3 separate regions of the Homo sapiens genome follow, and regions 2 and 3 are each linked to region 1. Evidence: chromatin loops called from intact Hi-C (ENCODE). Cell type or tissue: endothelial cell of umbilical vein. All regions are shown on one strand. Region 1 holds the start of LOC105377366 (a long non-coding RNA gene). Region 2 has its middle 110 kb from the start of MIR297. Region 3 has its middle 300 kb from the start of MIR297.

Region 1 (2,500 bases):
CAAAAAAAACCTCTATTATTTTCCAATTTGCTTTGCTGTCTATACTCCTGTATACACCAGTATTCCCTTGAAATATGATCTGTTCTGAGTTCCTCAAGCACAGAGAGTTCTAGGGCACATATAATGTTAGGGCACTTCATTATGTATTTTTGTCACCAGTTATTTTGTTTTGAATTAATATTTATTTCAGGGACATAGGATTGTTTTTGCAGTGAACCATCCCTGACTATCAAACTATTGCCTACAATCACTGTCATTAATGCAGCACTATCACATGAGAGCCAAGGATTAAACCTGCCAAAACAAGCCTAAGATTTTATAGTCACGAGGCAATTAATTACTACACATAGAAATAAAACTAGTCACATCCCCAGATTATATCAAAGTACTCATTTTACAATATTGCCTGCTAGAGGATTAGTCTGATTGATGACACAATTTCTCCTGAAATTTTTGCCATCTGAAAACCTAATGACATCAGGATAAACCATTTTACTCTACTTTAGGCCACTCCTATTATTTTCAACCTTTGCGCCATTTTATTTTCACCCTTAATGCAAAGAGGGGCTTCTCTTTATTTTCCTCCTCTCTTACCAGGAGTCAGTCACTATCCAGCTATCCAGGGCAGAGAAGATTATCCATTTAATAAGGAATTACTGCCATCTTGTGGTTACCATAATTGAAGGAAAAAATTCTAATGCTCTAGACAACAAAAAAAAGATTGAGATGTTATATGCTATTTTATCCATTTTAATTGCAACATACCTCATTAAAGAGACAGTATGATACACGATGTTTTTTAGTGAAAATATGTACATGAGTATTAGAGCATTCAGGAAGATGATCCCTGTTCCACACTTCATCAAAATCCAGCAGTAAATGAAAAATGTAAAGTTTTAATCTAAAATAAAAATGTGAGTCTGCACATGATAGACAATTATGTAGAAAACTAAGTGGAAGCATTAACAATTTCTTATACCTACCCCTACTTCAGCAATTTATCTTCATTTTTTTTAATGCTAAGAATTTGTAGAGGATCATAATTCAGTAGGTTCAAATATTTCTAACTCTGAGGTGACATGTTTGCCACACATCTCAATAGCCCATGTCAGCACCGGAAATTGGCCAAGACCTACCAATAACCAGAAACAGATTTGAAGTAAATGCTTCTCTCAGATCTGTATGGCACATGTTGTCCTCAATATTCTTTTCCTTGACATGTGACAAATTTGCAAATTCTGCATTTTTAAGATTCACATGGTAGAGCCAGTAAAACACTGGCAGTGAGATCCAATAAGCACATCTAAGAACACTTTGTTCTGAAAGTATAAAGCAAAAAATATAACTCTGCTTCTCTGTCAAGATATGTGACATTATTTAAAGCAAAATTAGTGTTTTGAGAAGTGGTTTCAAGGTATATTTATCTGAATGCATTTGATCGAGGAAAGCAGCTCACTAAAAACTTATTTTAAAAATGAGGTGTTCAAAAAGAACATTTTCTCCTCATAAGATTTGTATTGGTCTGAAGTGCAAAACCTTAAATAATGGTAGAAAACACTCCACCTGGTGGTAGAAGAAAAAGGGTAGCAGCTCTATGCAAAAGATCTTCAGACAAAAAGATGGAGTGAATGAACAGAATACAAGCCTAGCTAGAAACCATGTCAGATACTTCACTGCAGTTGCTGAGCATCCTAAAAGCAAAATCCAGACAGAATCTGTCTCTCTATAAATCTTTCCACCCCTTTCCATTACTAGGTGGGTACTGTTGGCTCTAAGCCATCTGATTTTACTATGATTTATTAACTGCTATGCATTATATATGAGATTCAGGTTTGCTGAAGAGTTACCCTTATGGTCATTGTTGCATACAAATCAGCTACTGTTAGAGAGGTTTATTGCATCATTTTATGCTGCTAGCACTTCTGTTAGGCAGTGGTATAATATGTAACTGGAAAAGAAAACCCCTCCTGTTATATTTTCCCTTATACGTTACTAGCACATGCAGTGCACGTTAAGAACAATAGTCTTTTGTTCTGTTCTGTTTATAAAAAGAAGAAAAAGCATCCAGAACAATGGGTGAGAAGAAACAAAAACCTGTCGCCTAAATCAAGGGATTGGTATTCTCCAAATCATTGCTACCGCATTGAGCCATTTTCTCTGGTAAGACCAACTGAAACGTGAGAAAGAGCAATAATGTGAGCAAAACCAATTTACTCTTGGTAGGAAATTGGAAAAAACGGTAGCAGAGATCTAAGCAGATCTGTCTCTGAAATAAGCTACCACAAAACAGTATTTCCACACTCTTTTTACATTGAGACATTCGATTAACTAAGTAATTCAACTCGAATTTCTAGCCCAGCTCTCAGTACAATGACTTGACAGCTTGCCTTTAGCACTTCGCTTGTATGTTTGCTCATAACTGGCATAAACAATCAAGACAAAAGCAACACATTACCTAAATGGCCTTGGTTTACCTGCAACAAAAGGCAGAATGGATATT
Region 2 (2,500 bases), 660 kb before region 1:
CCTCAAACTCCTGGCCTCAAGTGATCCTCATGCCTCGGCCTCCCTGGCCCTGCATCTGGCTCTTAGAAGAGCATTTCTTAAAACCAAAAAAACCCACACATCATGAAGAAAAACACTGAGATATTTAATTATTTCAAAATAATAAAAATCTCTGTATATAAAAAAGTTATATAAAAATAGGAAAATATAAAGTAAAACTATCCCAGATATTTGGGATGCATATAAGTGATAAAGAATTAATGTACAACAAATGAAGGATTTCTACAGATTGAGAAGAAAAGGATATATGAACCAATAAAATAGGTAAAGGATATGAACAGGGACTTCACAGAAGAGGCAAACTAATATAGCAAGTAAACAGATCAAGAGATGCTTAGAACCATGAAATTTATATTAAGCAATGATAAGATATTATTTTACATCTATTGGGTTGGCAGAAATTGAAAGTCTGGAAAATATCAAGTGTTGCTGAGTATGTGGAGCAGTGGGAACTTTCATGCACTGCTTGTGTGAATATAATTTGGTGCAATAACCTTAGGGAATATTTTAGCATTCTAGTAAATTGTAGAAGGCACATATTCTAAGTCACATTCCAGGAAAGGTTAGAAAATGGAGATGATGATTAGTGGATAAAAGAAATACTCTATCCTGGCTGTTCTATACAAGGCAATAAAGAAAGATACTAAATGAAGTAGAGGCATATGTATCAACAGGTATACATCTAGAAAACCCAATGATAAGTGAAAATGTAAGATGCATAATCATACAGAGAATGATATCATTTACAAAATTTAAAACATACTGTATACTGTTTTTAGATAAATATATACTTAGTAAAACATATACATGTGAAATATACATGCCAATTTCAGGATATTGGTCAAGTCTGTAGAGGGAAGAAAAGAGAAATGTGGCCTGGGGTGGGTTCAAAGGGGATTCGACTCTACTTGTAATATTTCCTCTTTTAAAAATGAAAACACAGCAACATGTTAAGAGTTCGTGAAGCTCATCATATTCTATGCATTTTTTGTTTGCTTGAAATATTTAAATTTTCAAAAATTTTTTAGTCAACCATTAGATTTTCATGTTTATTAAAAATTACTAAACATTAAATTTTGTAAACTTGTAATCAAATGGATTATGCAGTATTAAGAAGTTGAGGTTATTAAAATTTAGAGGCTGAGAGGAGCAGCCCAGCAGAGGTGGAATCAGACCCCCAGGAAGGGGACCCTGGACGACTGGAGTGATGTTTCTGAGGGGGAATCATGAGGCTGGAATGGGAATATGAGAACCACAAATGGGAGTCGCTTGCTACTACTGGAATAAACAGCCACTACCAGGTTGAAGCAACATTTCTGAGGTCATCCTAGAGAAACAGGAAGGACCCAGTGCCTTCTCCTGTCTTTCAGCCTCCCTCTGGTGCCCCCTAACGTCAGAGCATAACAGGGAGCAGCTGGCAAAGCAGAAATAAGTCTTAAGAGTTTTCAGAATCACACCCTAGAATCACAAAACAGAGTAGAGAGCATGGTTTTAAAGCTGAGTACCTTAGTAACTTAGTATATTTCTCAGTCACTTCACAGAACCTCCTGTCTATCCCAACCTCCAGAATATCACTTCATAATGGTAAAGAATAGAGGATGCTTGTTCTTCCACGAGCCATCTAATATGGTTCTGCAAGAAGTCAGCATTCTTCTAGCCTCTTCCTGCTGCTTCCTTGCAGGCAATTTCACTTCTACCCCATGTAAGCGCGTGTTTATTAATAAACCCTTTATTTTATTTTGTTTAGGTCTTCCACACATTTCATTCCCCACCCCACAAAAACTTTGGCAAGTAACTCAGCCTTTCTCTGTACTTCAACCCCTGCCATGATCTGGAGGGATAACAGTGTCTATGTGAAAGCCCATGAGAGACCCAGCTTCTCAGCTCCTCCATCTCGTGGACTCCAACTCCTCCAATCCAGCTTCACAAAAGCAACCCAGCTCTGTGGTCTCACGTTTGATTTTGTGATTCCTGAACACCCTCCTATTGTCAAATATTCATTACATGTTCTCTGCTTTTTTAGAATAACTACATGATCTTTTATCTCTCGCAGACTCTTTCTTCTATTTAGCTTGTTTTCTTACTCCATGAAATCACTACTGTCTTCCTCTAACTCTTCACTTTTCTCCATGTCTACCTATGCTTCTCTGGGTTTACTATTTTCCTTACTTGCCTTAGACCATAAGAACAGCACTTTAATGATATTGTTATAGTTACCTTTGCTTCCTCTCCTCTGCCTTACTCTCTCATTATAGATGTAGATCAGCACTCCTGGATTTTTAGTGAAGAGATCTAGATTCTTTGCTCCCGCACCAGGAAGGCTGCTGGGCCACTCCAGATTCTACCTTTTTCAGCCAAGAGTCTTGAAAGTATAGTCTGCCTTTGCTATTTCCACGTCTTCATCTCTACCCACTGCAGTCTATCTATTGCTTTGCTGAATCTGCCTTTGTTTAAGGTTAAA
Region 3 (2,500 bases), 470 kb before region 1:
CAGAAAGCTGAGGCAGGAGAGTCACTTGAGCTCAATAATTAAAGGCTTCAGTGAGCTATGATCACACTACCGCACTCCAGCCTGGGCAACAGAGTGACACCATGTCTCTAAAAAATAAATAATAAAAACAAATAATTTTTTATTATTTGAAAAATCTATTGTTTATGAAATAAACTTTATACTCCAAGTTTATTGTTGATTCTGACCTGAATTTCAATTGTTATTTTTAACCCAAATAGAAAGCTCCAGCTTCATAGTCTAGCTTTAGTGGGATTAAGACTATAGAATGAAAAAAAAACTAGTGAAAACTAAAAGCACATTTATCAATATTTAAAAATAGTTGTATAGAGGGGGCTGGCAAGATGGTCGAATAGGAACAGCTCCAGTCTGCAGCTCCCAGCAAGACCAATGCAGAAGGTGGGTAATTTCTGCATCTCCAACTGAGATACCTGGTTCATCTCATTGGGATTTGTTAGATGGTGGGTGTATCCCATGGAGGGAGAGCGGAAGTAGGGAGGAGTGTCCCTCACCCGGGAAGCACAAGGGGTCAGGGAACTCCCTCCGCTAGCTAGGGGAAGCCATGAGGGACTGTACCATGAGCAATGGTCCATTCCAGCCCAGATACTATGCTTTTCCCACAGTCTTCACAAACCACAGACCAGGAGATTCCCTTGGGTGCCTACACCACCAGGGCCCTGGGTTTCATGCACAAAACTAGGCAGCTGTTTGGGCAGACACTGAGCTAGCTGCAGGAGTTTGTTTCATACCCCAGTGGTGCCTGGAACACCAGCGAGACAGAACCATTCATTCCCCTGGAAAGGGGGCTGAAGCCAGTGAGTGGAGTGGTCTTGCTCAGCGGATCTCACCCCCATGGAGCTCAGCAAGCTAAGATCCACTGGCTTGAAATTCTTGCTGCCAGCAGAGCAGTCTGAAGTCGACCTGGGATGCTCAAACTTGGTTCAGGGAGGGACGTCTGCCATTACAGAGGCTTGAATAGGTGGTTTTGCCCTCATGGTGTAAACAAAGCCATTGGGAAGTTCGAAATGGGTGCTGAACCCACTGCAGTGTGGCAAAGCCACTGTAGCCAGACTGCCTCTCTAGATTCCTCCTCTCTGGGCAAGGCATCCCTGAAAGAAAGGCAGCAGCCCCAGTCAGGGGCTTATAGATAAAAGTCCCATCTCCCTGGGACAGAGCACCTGGGGGAAGAGACAGCTGTGGGTGCAGCTTCAGCAGACTTAAATGTTCTTGCCTGCCAGCTCTGAAGAGAGCAGCAGATCTCCCAGCACAGTGCTTGAGCACTGCTAAGGGACAGACTGCCTCCTCAAGTGGGTCCCTGACCCCCCGTGCCTCCTGACTGGGAGACAACTTCCAGCAGGGGGCGATAGACACCTTATACAGCAGAGCTGTGGCTGGCATCTGGCAGGTGCCCCTCTGGGATGAAGCTGCCGGAGCAAGGAGCAGGCAGGAATTTTTGCTGTTCTGCAGCCTCCGCTGGTGATAACCAGGCAAACAGGGTCTGGAGTGGACCTTCAGCAAACTCCAGCAGACCTACAGAGGAGGAGCCTGACTGTTACAAGGAAAACTAACAAACAGAAAGCAATAGCTTTCAACATCAACAAAAAGGATGCCCACCCAAAAACTCCATCCAAAGGTCAACAACATCAAAGAACAAAGGTAGACAAATCCATGAATATGAGGAAAAACCAGCACAAAAAGGCTGAGAATTCAAAAACACAGAATGCCTCTCCTCCTCCAAAGAATCACAACTCCTTGCCAGCAAGGGAACAAAACTGGACAGAGAATGAGTCTGATGAACTGACAGAAGTAGGCTTCAGAAGGAGGGTAATAACAAACTCCTCTGAACTAAAGGAGCACTTTCTAACCCAATACAAGGAAGCTAAGAACCTTGATAAAAGGTTATAGGAACTGCTAACTAGAACAACCAGTTTAGAGAAGAACATAAATGACCTGACGGAGTTGAAAAACACAGCACAAGAACTTTGCGAAGCATACACAAGTATCAATAGCCAAATCAATGAAGCAGAAGAAAGGATATAAGAGATTGAAATTCAAAGTATTGAAATAAAGCCTGAAGAAAAGAATGGAGAAAAAAGAATGAAAAGGAATGAACAAAGCCTCCAAGAAATACGGGACTATGTAAAAATACCAAACCTACGTTTGATTGGTGTACCTGAAAGTGATGGGGAGAATAGAACCAAGTTGGAAAACACACATCATGATTGTTATCCAGGAGAACTTCCCCAACCTAGCAAACCAGGCCAACATTCAAATTCAGAAAATACAGAAAACACCACAAAGATACTCCTTGAGAAGAGCAACTCCAAGATTCATAATCGTCAGATTCACCACTGATTCCACAGAGATATAAACTACCATCAGAAAATACTATAAGCCAGAGAGAAGGGTCAGGTTACCCACAAAGGGAAGACCATCAGACTAACAGCTGATCTCTTTGCAGAAACCCTACAAGCCAGAAGAG

Evidence for each region. Hi-C counts contacts between places; a loop is a spot of excess contacts. Peaks named below come from ENCODE experiments on the same cell type or tissue, not always from the same donor. Only the 100,000 strongest peaks of a DNase experiment are listed, where the experiment ranks them.
Region 2: it touches region 1 in a loop (8-fold over the local background); 6 of 110 quality-filtered maps call a loop at or near these places.
Region 3: it touches region 1 in a loop (24-fold over the local background); 2 of 110 quality-filtered maps call a loop at or near these places.

What each region holds. Positions count from the first base shown.
Region 1 is chr4:111,630,245-111,632,744 of GRCh38, forward strand. LOC105377366 (a long non-coding RNA gene) reads left to right here and starts at 1,926. Exons shown (of 6, transcript NR_188427.1): 1 at 1,926-2,160. In endothelial cell of umbilical vein, CTCF peaks have their summits at 640 (motif pointing left) and 1,553 (motif pointing left); no DNase peak of the experiment used is centred here; H3K27me3 peaks cover 207 bases.
Region 2 is chr4:110,969,431-110,971,930 of GRCh38, forward strand. No RefSeq gene overlaps it. Among named protein-coding and RNA genes, the nearest start is that of MIR297, 110 kb to the left of the region's middle. In endothelial cell of umbilical vein, a CTCF peak has its summit at 1,418 (motif pointing left); no DNase peak of the experiment used is centred here.
Region 3 is chr4:111,163,380-111,165,879 of GRCh38, forward strand. No RefSeq gene overlaps it. Among named protein-coding and RNA genes, the nearest start is that of MIR297, 300 kb to the left of the region's middle. In endothelial cell of umbilical vein, a CTCF peak has its summit at 1,382 (motif pointing right); no DNase peak of the experiment used is centred here.